Regions from separate parts of the Homo sapiens genome. Here regions 1 and 3 are each linked to region 2. A link is a loop called in an ENCODE intact Hi-C map of the cell type or tissue named here. Cell type or tissue: HCT116. All regions are shown on one strand.

The links. Hi-C counts contacts between places; a loop is a spot of excess contacts. Peaks named below come from ENCODE experiments on the same cell type or tissue, not always from the same donor. Only the 100,000 strongest peaks of a DNase experiment are listed, where the experiment ranks them.
Region 1: a loop joins it to region 2, with 12 times the contacts of the local background. A loop is called at or near these places in 105 of 110 quality-filtered maps.
Region 3: a loop joins it to region 2, with 7 times the contacts of the local background. A loop is called at or near these places in 16 of 110 quality-filtered maps.

What each region holds. Positions count from the first base shown.
Region 1 is chr16:88,526,348-88,528,847 of GRCh38, forward strand. It overlaps ZFPM1 (zinc finger protein, FOG family member 1), which reads left to right. Exons shown (of 10, transcript NM_153813.3): 5 at 467-569; 6 at 1,685-1,891. All of the region lies in intron 2 of ZFPM1-AS1 (ZFPM1 antisense RNA 1), which reads right to left. Among named protein-coding and RNA genes, the nearest start is that of ZFPM1-AS1, 3.5 kb to the right of the region's middle. RefSeq lists enhancers at 1-287, 515-1,255, 1,256-1,995 and a silencer at 1,160-1,289. In HCT116, CTCF peaks have their summits at 1,303 (motif pointing left) and 1,503; a DNase peak (open chromatin) is centred at 1,254; H3K27ac peaks cover 325 bases.
Region 2 is chr16:88,441,838-88,444,337 of GRCh38, forward strand. No RefSeq gene overlaps it. Among named protein-coding and RNA genes, the nearest start is that of ZFPM1, 10 kb to the right of the region's middle. RefSeq lists an enhancer at 1,286-2,151. In HCT116, CTCF peaks have their summits at 1,359 (motif pointing right) and 1,568; a DNase peak (open chromatin) is centred at 1,334; H3K27ac peaks cover 692 bases.
Region 3 is chr16:88,504,731-88,507,230 of GRCh38, forward strand. The region is part of intron 3 of ZFPM1 (zinc finger protein, FOG family member 1); the gene reads left to right. It also overlaps LOC107984890. Among named protein-coding and RNA genes, the nearest start is that of ZFPM1-AS1, 25 kb to the right of the region's middle. In HCT116, a CTCF peak has its summit at 953 (motif pointing left); a DNase peak (open chromatin) is centred at 891; H3K27ac peaks cover 319 bases.

The sequences.
Region 1 (2,500 bases), 85 kb after region 2:
CTAGGGCCTGTGTGGAAGGAGCCTCTACCAGGTCCAGCCCCTGTGGGAACAGCGGTTTCACACCCAGCACTCTGGGGGCAAGGGTGGGCGAGCAGTGGGGAGAACACAGATACGCAGACCCGGGTGTGAGTTCAGGCTCTGCTGCTCCCTGGCTGTGTGACCTGGAGCATGTTGCTCGACCTCTTTGGGCCTCAGTCTCCACAAGAACCCTGCGCCCAACCCTGGAAGGTACTACTCCCTGCCAAGCCTCCCAGCCCCAGCACGGTGTTAGCCCCACCGGTCAACTATGGCACAGATGGCCCATGCCACACCTCTGCCAGCTCTTGGGCCAATGACTGTCCACAGCTTGGCCTACCAGCCAAGCCGGGAGGCAGATCCGTGTCACAGATGCCCCACATACTCACGGGAACCCCCAGGCAGGCTGCTGACGGACCCCTCCCCACGTGTTCCTACCCTCCCCCCCCAGAGCCCAGCCCTGACCCTGCTGCTGGTGGACGAGGCCTGCTGGCTGAGGACGCTGCCCCAGGCCCTGACTGAGGCCGAGGCCAACACAGAGATCCACAGGAAGGGTCAGTATGACGCGGCACCTCCGTCCCAAGCCTTCCGGAAGGTGGGGGTCACTTGGCTCCCCCTGGGCTGAGCCCTTAAAGGGAAACCAGCCTGCTAGGGCAGGGGATGGGGCACAGGGAGCTGCTGGCCCCGGGCGCTGCAGCATGAGGCAGACACTCTACTGGGACCAGTCAGCCCAGACCATGAGTCCCTGTATGAGGGTCCCGACTGGCAGGCTGAGCCAGGACAGGTGTCCGTGGCGGGGGGGTGGGGGAGGATTCTGCCCCTCTGGGGGACACCGTGATCCCCGTATCTCCTCCCTGCCTTGGCTGCACCTCTGGGAACCCACCAAGGGCAGCAGCAGGGACCCCGACACCAGACTGGCTGGCAGGTGCCACTGGACCATCCTCCATGTCGTCAGGCTGGCTCCAGGAACGGTCAAGGTGGCCGTCCAGGAAGTCGAGGGGCCTTGCCGTGCTGCTGCTACTGAGGGTGGCACGTCTGGGTGGCCTGCACCTCCGAGCACCCGGGGATGAAGCGGGAGGCCCTCTGGGCTTAGGCAGGTCCACTGGCCAGTGGAGTCCCTGGCCCCAGTGCAGGGTGGGGACAGGCTGTGGTGCGCGTGAGCGGGCCGGCTCAGGCCTGAGGGCGGCACCGCAGGGGACACACAGCCCGGGCGCCCCAGGTGAACAAGCCGGCCCCGCGCAGCCTGGGCTTTGTGGGCTGAGGCTGCCCCCTGCGGGTGGCTGCAGGAAGAGCCGCCCTTGGACGGTTTCCTGGAGAGCCGGGTCCACTCTAGGGCCCCACCTCTGGCTGCCGTCCCTGAGTGGCCACCCAGGGTCTCCCCTAGTTACTCCACCACCCGCCCTCCACGTCATCCCTTTCCTGGGAGACTTCCTCGGGGCCCTCCCACTAGGATGGGCCCAGAGCAAGGAGGCCTGGAGGCAGGCAGGCTGTGAGCACTCACAGGGGACCACCCAGCCTTGCCCCCCAGGCAGGATGGCCCTGGCAGCCAGCCAGCCATGGCTGTGAACCCGGGTGGCCGCTCTCCTGACCCCATCCTCTGCCCCTTGTTTAAGACGGGACAGGGAAGTGGGGCACAAAGTCCTAGGTTTGGACACCTGTCTCCCTCCAGATGACGCACTCTGGTGCAGGGTCACCAAGCCGGTGCCTGCGGGGGGACTCCTGAGCGTGCTCCTCACGGCCGAGCCCCACAGCACCCCCGGCCACCCTGTGAAGAAGGAGCCAGCAGAGCCCACGTGCCCGGCCCCTGCACACGACCTCCAGCTCCTGCCCCAGCAGGCCGGGATGGCCTCCATCCTTGCCACCGCAGTGATCAACAGTAAGTGCTGGGCTCTCCGCACCCAGGGCGGCTGCTCCACCAAGGAGGAGCAGGCAGGGCAGGAGAGGGTGGGAGCTGAGGGTGGGAAGCTCGGGGGCTGCAGGCTGCCGACAGAGTGAGAGGTAAGGCAGGGAAGGAGGTGACGTGGGTGGTCCCAAGTGCAGAACACATAGGGACAGGAGGGTCCCCAGAGCCCAGGGCCACCACAGGGAAAGCCCCTGCCAGCAGGCAAGCGGGCTTAGGCACAGACTCGGCTCTGCCCCGCACACCACACTAGAAGCCAGTGCTTTCCCTGGGGGCAGACGCGGGGGCGGCCCTGACTGTGGGCCAGAGCAGGACCCTCACCTCGGCCCTCCTGGCGTCTGGGGCCAGGTCACTCCACAGTGGAGGTGTCCCTGGACACCACGGGGGGTGAGCGGCAGCCCTGGCCCCGGCCCACTAGGTGCTGCCACCACCTCCACCTCCAAGTTGTGACAACCAAGACATCTGTTGGTTGGGTTTTTGTTGTTTTTTTTTCGAGACAAGGTCTCACTCTGTTACCCAGGATGGTCATAAAGTCCTAGTCTCAAGCCATCCTGCCTCAGCCTCCTAAGTAGCTGGGACTTCAGG
Region 2 (2,500 bases):
GGAGATCATGAGGCCGTCAGCAGCACTGCCTCAGTCTCCCGCTCTGTTTCCAAAACTTCCTGGCTCCGGGATGGGGTCCTCAGGGAGCAGAGTGGCTCCATTGAGGGAGCCGCAGGGAAGGGGCCAGGGCCGCAGGAAGAGTGGAACCAGGAGACCCTCCCCACCCAGCCTCCTGTGCCCTACAGCGCCCCTCAAAGATCCCAGTGTCCAGGAGACAAGTGACCCTCTCCAGTGAGGGTGGGTCAGAGTAGACCCCTGACTGGGCAGATGAGGAGGCTGCTCAGAGGAGGCCTCCAGCCCTCCCTGCCTCACCAGCCTTGCTTTCCTCCCCTCTTCCACGGGAAGCGGAGCTCCTAAATGAGACACCTTAACCGGGGTCTCACCACTTCCGTCCAAGCACACGGTGCCCCTCTTCCCTGGATAGAGGACAGATTCACCTGCGGCCTGCGGCTGTGGCCCACCCACCCCCACCGCCTCCCCACCCGCCAGGCGCCTGCCTGCAGGGTTCCCTTTGCCAGGAACACTGTTCCCAGGCCCGCACACGGCCCCTTCCCTCCTTTTGGGCCCCTCCCCTCACGCCCGCCGTCCTCTGCCTGGGTGGCTCTCTGCTCGGACACTGGTTTTGGGGTCTTCCCAGCCCTGATGGTGGCAGAGGCCACAAGGCAGCCTGGGCCAGGCCTGCCTGCAGGAGGGGCTGGTGAGTGGGGGTGTGGCCATCTGCCCACCCCCTTTGCTCACATTACCCCCCCACTGTGCAAGGAGCCTGGCTCAGGGAAGCCAGCAGACGCAGCCCCCAGGCGGGGCCTTCTGAACAGGTGCTGGTCTGGCACAGGGACTATACCTGGCGGGTGGCTTCATATCCAGGGAGGAGGCTCCGCAGGAGGCCCGTAGACGGGGGTTGGGGGGAAGGGCATGGAAAGGACCTTGCACCCCGCACAGGGCTCTGAGTTGGTGTTGGGGCAGCGGTGGGTCACGGGGCTGCCTGTCTGGGCTCGGTGTGTGAAAGGGTCCCATGGACTTCATGGGTGGAGACCCTTGAGGTCCCACCAGGTCTGCAGTCTGGGACACCCGCAGTGTGTCTGTTCAGCACAGTGTGTCTCAGGCAGGGCCCCGGCCGGCAGCATCCAGGGCACCCCACTCGGGTCAGCGGCTCTGGGACGGGCTGGGCACTCGCTCCCACCAGCCTCGGGGGCTGACGTTGGAGGGCCGCTGCTCTGAGCCATCTGAGGCCATGCTCAGGGACTGCCAGGAGTGAGCCCTGCCCCTGTCCACTCACCGCTCCTCCTGTGGGGCCTGAAACCACCGTTTGGCTGGAGACCCAGGATGTGGACGGCCCCCGCCTGGCCACCAGGTGGCAGCATTCGCCCAGCCAGGGGGTCCAGCCTCCACCTGGGCAGGGCGGCCGCCTGCAGCCTCCAGAGGCACCGCACCTGCCGACCCCACACCCACTTGACCTGCAAACCACCCACGTGCACACCCGGCACCTCCACACACTAAAGGGGACAGACAGGCGGGAATCCCTCGACTGCACACGTGCACACAGCACAGCCTCACCCCTGCGGACACCTGGGCATTCAGACGCATGCCCACAGGCACACACGCATGCACGCACGCACGCACACACGCCTACTCGGCCCCCGGGGTGCACTCAGGTGCCTGCCAGTCGCTCACACAGCCACAGGAGAGAGTGCTGCGGAGTCCCTGCAGGGTTCCCTGAAGGACAGGTGTTTGAGCTGGGAGCAGAGGAGCACTGGGCGTGAGCTGTGCAGGCCCTGTGGGGACCCCTGCAGAGGGAGTGGACACTGAGGCCCGGCCCTGTGCACAGCCAGGGTCACTGTCCACACCAGCCCTCCCCCTGGGCACAGTCAGGGTCACCGTCCACACCAACCCTCCCCCTGGGCACAGTCAGGGTCACCGTCCACACCAACCATCCCCCTGGGCACAGTCAGGGTCACCGTCTACACCAACCCTCCCCCTGGGCACAGTCAGGGTCACCGTCTACACCAACCCTCCCCCTGGGCACAGTCAGGGTCACCGTCCACACCAACTCTCCCAACCTGGGGACTCTGTCTCTCCCACCCAGGATTCTGAGGCCCAGTTTGCCCCAAGACTGCAGAGTCCCTCTGTGGCCAGAACCCCCAATGGGCTGCCCTGAAGCAGCAGGGGGAGGCAGGGAGGCTATGAGTATGCAGAGAGCTCCCATAGACAGCGGCGTTATTTCCCATCATCCACGTCTAGATTCCAAGGCCGCTGGGGAAGTGGGGTAGGAGAGAAGTGGGTGCCCTGGGCCAGGCTGAGGAGACAGAGGGGGCAGGCAGCCGTGGAGGAGACGCAGGCAGGGGAGCACATGCCAGGTGCCCTTGGGTCTCAGCCTGTGGGGCGAGGAAGCAGAGGGAGGGTAGGAGGGTGCCAGTGGTGAGTGGCAGGCCTGGCTTCATCCCCACACCCCACCGCACAGAGAGGAGGTATGCAGGGCAGGGTCAGGGGTTCCGCGGGATGG
Region 3 (2,500 bases), 63 kb after region 2:
AGTCCCCAGAGAGCACCATGGAAGGGGTTCAGACAGGCAAGACCTGGCTCCGAGCTGTCCTCAAGGCCTCTGAAAGGGCAGTTCTGGGCCTGAGCACTGCCCCACTGCCCCTGTGGGGCCAGGGCCTTGCCCTTTCCCTTAGAGACACCCCCTCCCCAGGACAGGCCACTGGGCCTGCAGGTGCGAGGGCCCCCAGGTCCCTGCAGGAGAGCTGGGCCCCACCCTGCCCTCCTTGCTATTCCCAGGCGGTCCCAGCTCTGCCATTAGCTGGGGCCAGGGTTCAGCCCGATAAAGATGGGCTGTTGTTCTGTGTCAAAAAATCAATAATTGCAGCGATGTTCCAGGCGATAGGAAGACAAGTTCACAGGCACCAGCTGGCGGGTGGGCGGGGCGAGGCTGGGGGCTGCAGCACCTGGGGCCGGCCCTTCCTGCCTCTCCCTCGCCCGGTGGCTGACGCAGCTGCTCTACAGTGGACGCCAGGCCCAGGCTTGGCCAAGCCAAGCCATGGCCCCTGAGCCTGCTGCTCCTTACTGCCCGTTTGTGGAAGGGCAGCCCAGAGCCAGCTAGGGCCTCGGCGAGGAGGCCAGTCCCTCCCCAGGGTCCTCTGGCTGGGTCTTCTCCCAGGCGGTGGTGCCCTCCTCCTCCAAACACAGGCACTCAGGTCCACGGTGTCCCAGTGCCTTGGGGACACAGCCGTTCAACAGCCGGCCCTGAGGGGCTGACAGTCCAGCAGGAAGACAGAGTTAATGAAATCAAGACCTCTGCCCCCTGGTGCCCTCAGGAGGTGGTGAGCACTCTGGGGACCTGGGAGGCAGGGAGGAGGTGGGAGGGGCCGGCATCGCCCTCCGCACGACGGCTTCCTGGGGTCCTGGCACGGTGCCATGTGGGCTGGCCCTGAGGCATCACCATACCTGGCATCTACCATTCCCTGGAGCCAGCACCCCCTGCCGTCAGCTCCCGGGAACGCAGCCCATGCCGCCTGTCTGCTGACCCCACCCAGGCCCCCTGCGATGTGGGTCCTGAGCACATCTTGGCAAGGAGACCACCGTGCTGGTGGGCGGGTGCTTGGAGGATGGGCACATAGGGCACGAGGCCCACCTCTAGCAGAGAGAGAGCCTCGGCAGGTGCAGCCGCCGGCAGGGCCCCCCCATGGGGCTTTCCAACCACGTGCTCACCCCAAGGACAGGCACCCCCCGCACCCCCAGCCCCCCACAGCCATCCACAGTGAGTGCAGGGTCTGAGGGTCTCAGGAAGGCAGGTTCTGTGGTTCGAAGCCCTTTGTTAACCTCTGGCCTGGGGTGAGAAGAAAACCCTCATCCAGGAGGCCTGGGGCTCTAGGCCAACCCCACCCTGGGCTCTCCACTGGCCTCCAGGGTGCTCTGAGGTTTGTGGCCCAGCAGAGGCCAGGCATCATGGCCAGGAGGCCAACAGGGGCCATGCCAGGCAGAAGGCAGAGGAGACCAGGGCAGGAGGTGGGGAGACCAGGGGCAGGGGCAGGGAGACCAGGGTAGGGTTGGGGGGCACCAGGGTCAGGGGGCAGGGAGACCAGGGCAGGGGTGGGGGGGCACCAGGGCAGGGGGACCAGGGTAGAGGAGCTGGAACCCTCCCAGGAGGTGATGGGCCTGGGGTCTTCTAGGGCAGGGCGCTGGGGGGCCTTAGGCAGGCCCCTCCTTTGTTTCCCCTCAGTGAAATAGACTCAGGTCTTGTGCTGGGGCTTAACTGCAATGCTGGGCACACAATAACACAGAATAATCCAGAAAGGACTGAATGGGGGCGGGCGGGCAGGGCAGGTTGTGCACTGAGTGTGCGTCCGCAGAGTGGTGGCCATCACTGGGTGTGCACGGGGCACAGCTCTGAGGAGCAGAGCCATTTCCCCAGTGTGGCCAGAGGGCCCAGACGTATGTGACATCTGGTTTTTCAACAGCAAAGCTGATCCATTTCTCTACCCATCCTGGGTGTGCAGCTCCCAGGCTCCTCTGCGCCTCTCCCAGACCCAGCCCTCCTGCAAGGACCTGGACCCTCTGAGGGGCGCTGGGGGGACCCAGGAGGAGGCAGGGTGGGAGCCCTCATCAGGCCCCCAGAAGCCAGGCTAATCTGCAGAGCCCTCGAGTGGCTTTGTCTCCAAGCTCTGGTGCATCCATGGCTCCCGTCACCCGCGTCTCATCCGCCTGCGGCTCCGTCTCCCTTCTCGCTAGCGCATGTCACGTTGTTCCTTCCATCTCGGCTGTCCCGAGTGCCACAGCCGGGGCCACTGCTGCGAGTGAGGGCTACGGTCCTGCTGGCCTTTCCAGGTGGCCTTCTGCCTGCTCCGCTCGGCGACTCCTATCTGTGAACGGGGAAGGGGCTTCACGGAGGGCCCACTACCCAAGGGGTGGGATTCACTGCAAGTGGGGGTATGGCCTGGGCTGCAGACATGGGTTTGCGATCAGAGGACCTGGGCTCGACTCTCCCATGCCACTTGCTGGCTGTGTAACCTCCGACGTGGCCCCCAGCTTCTCAG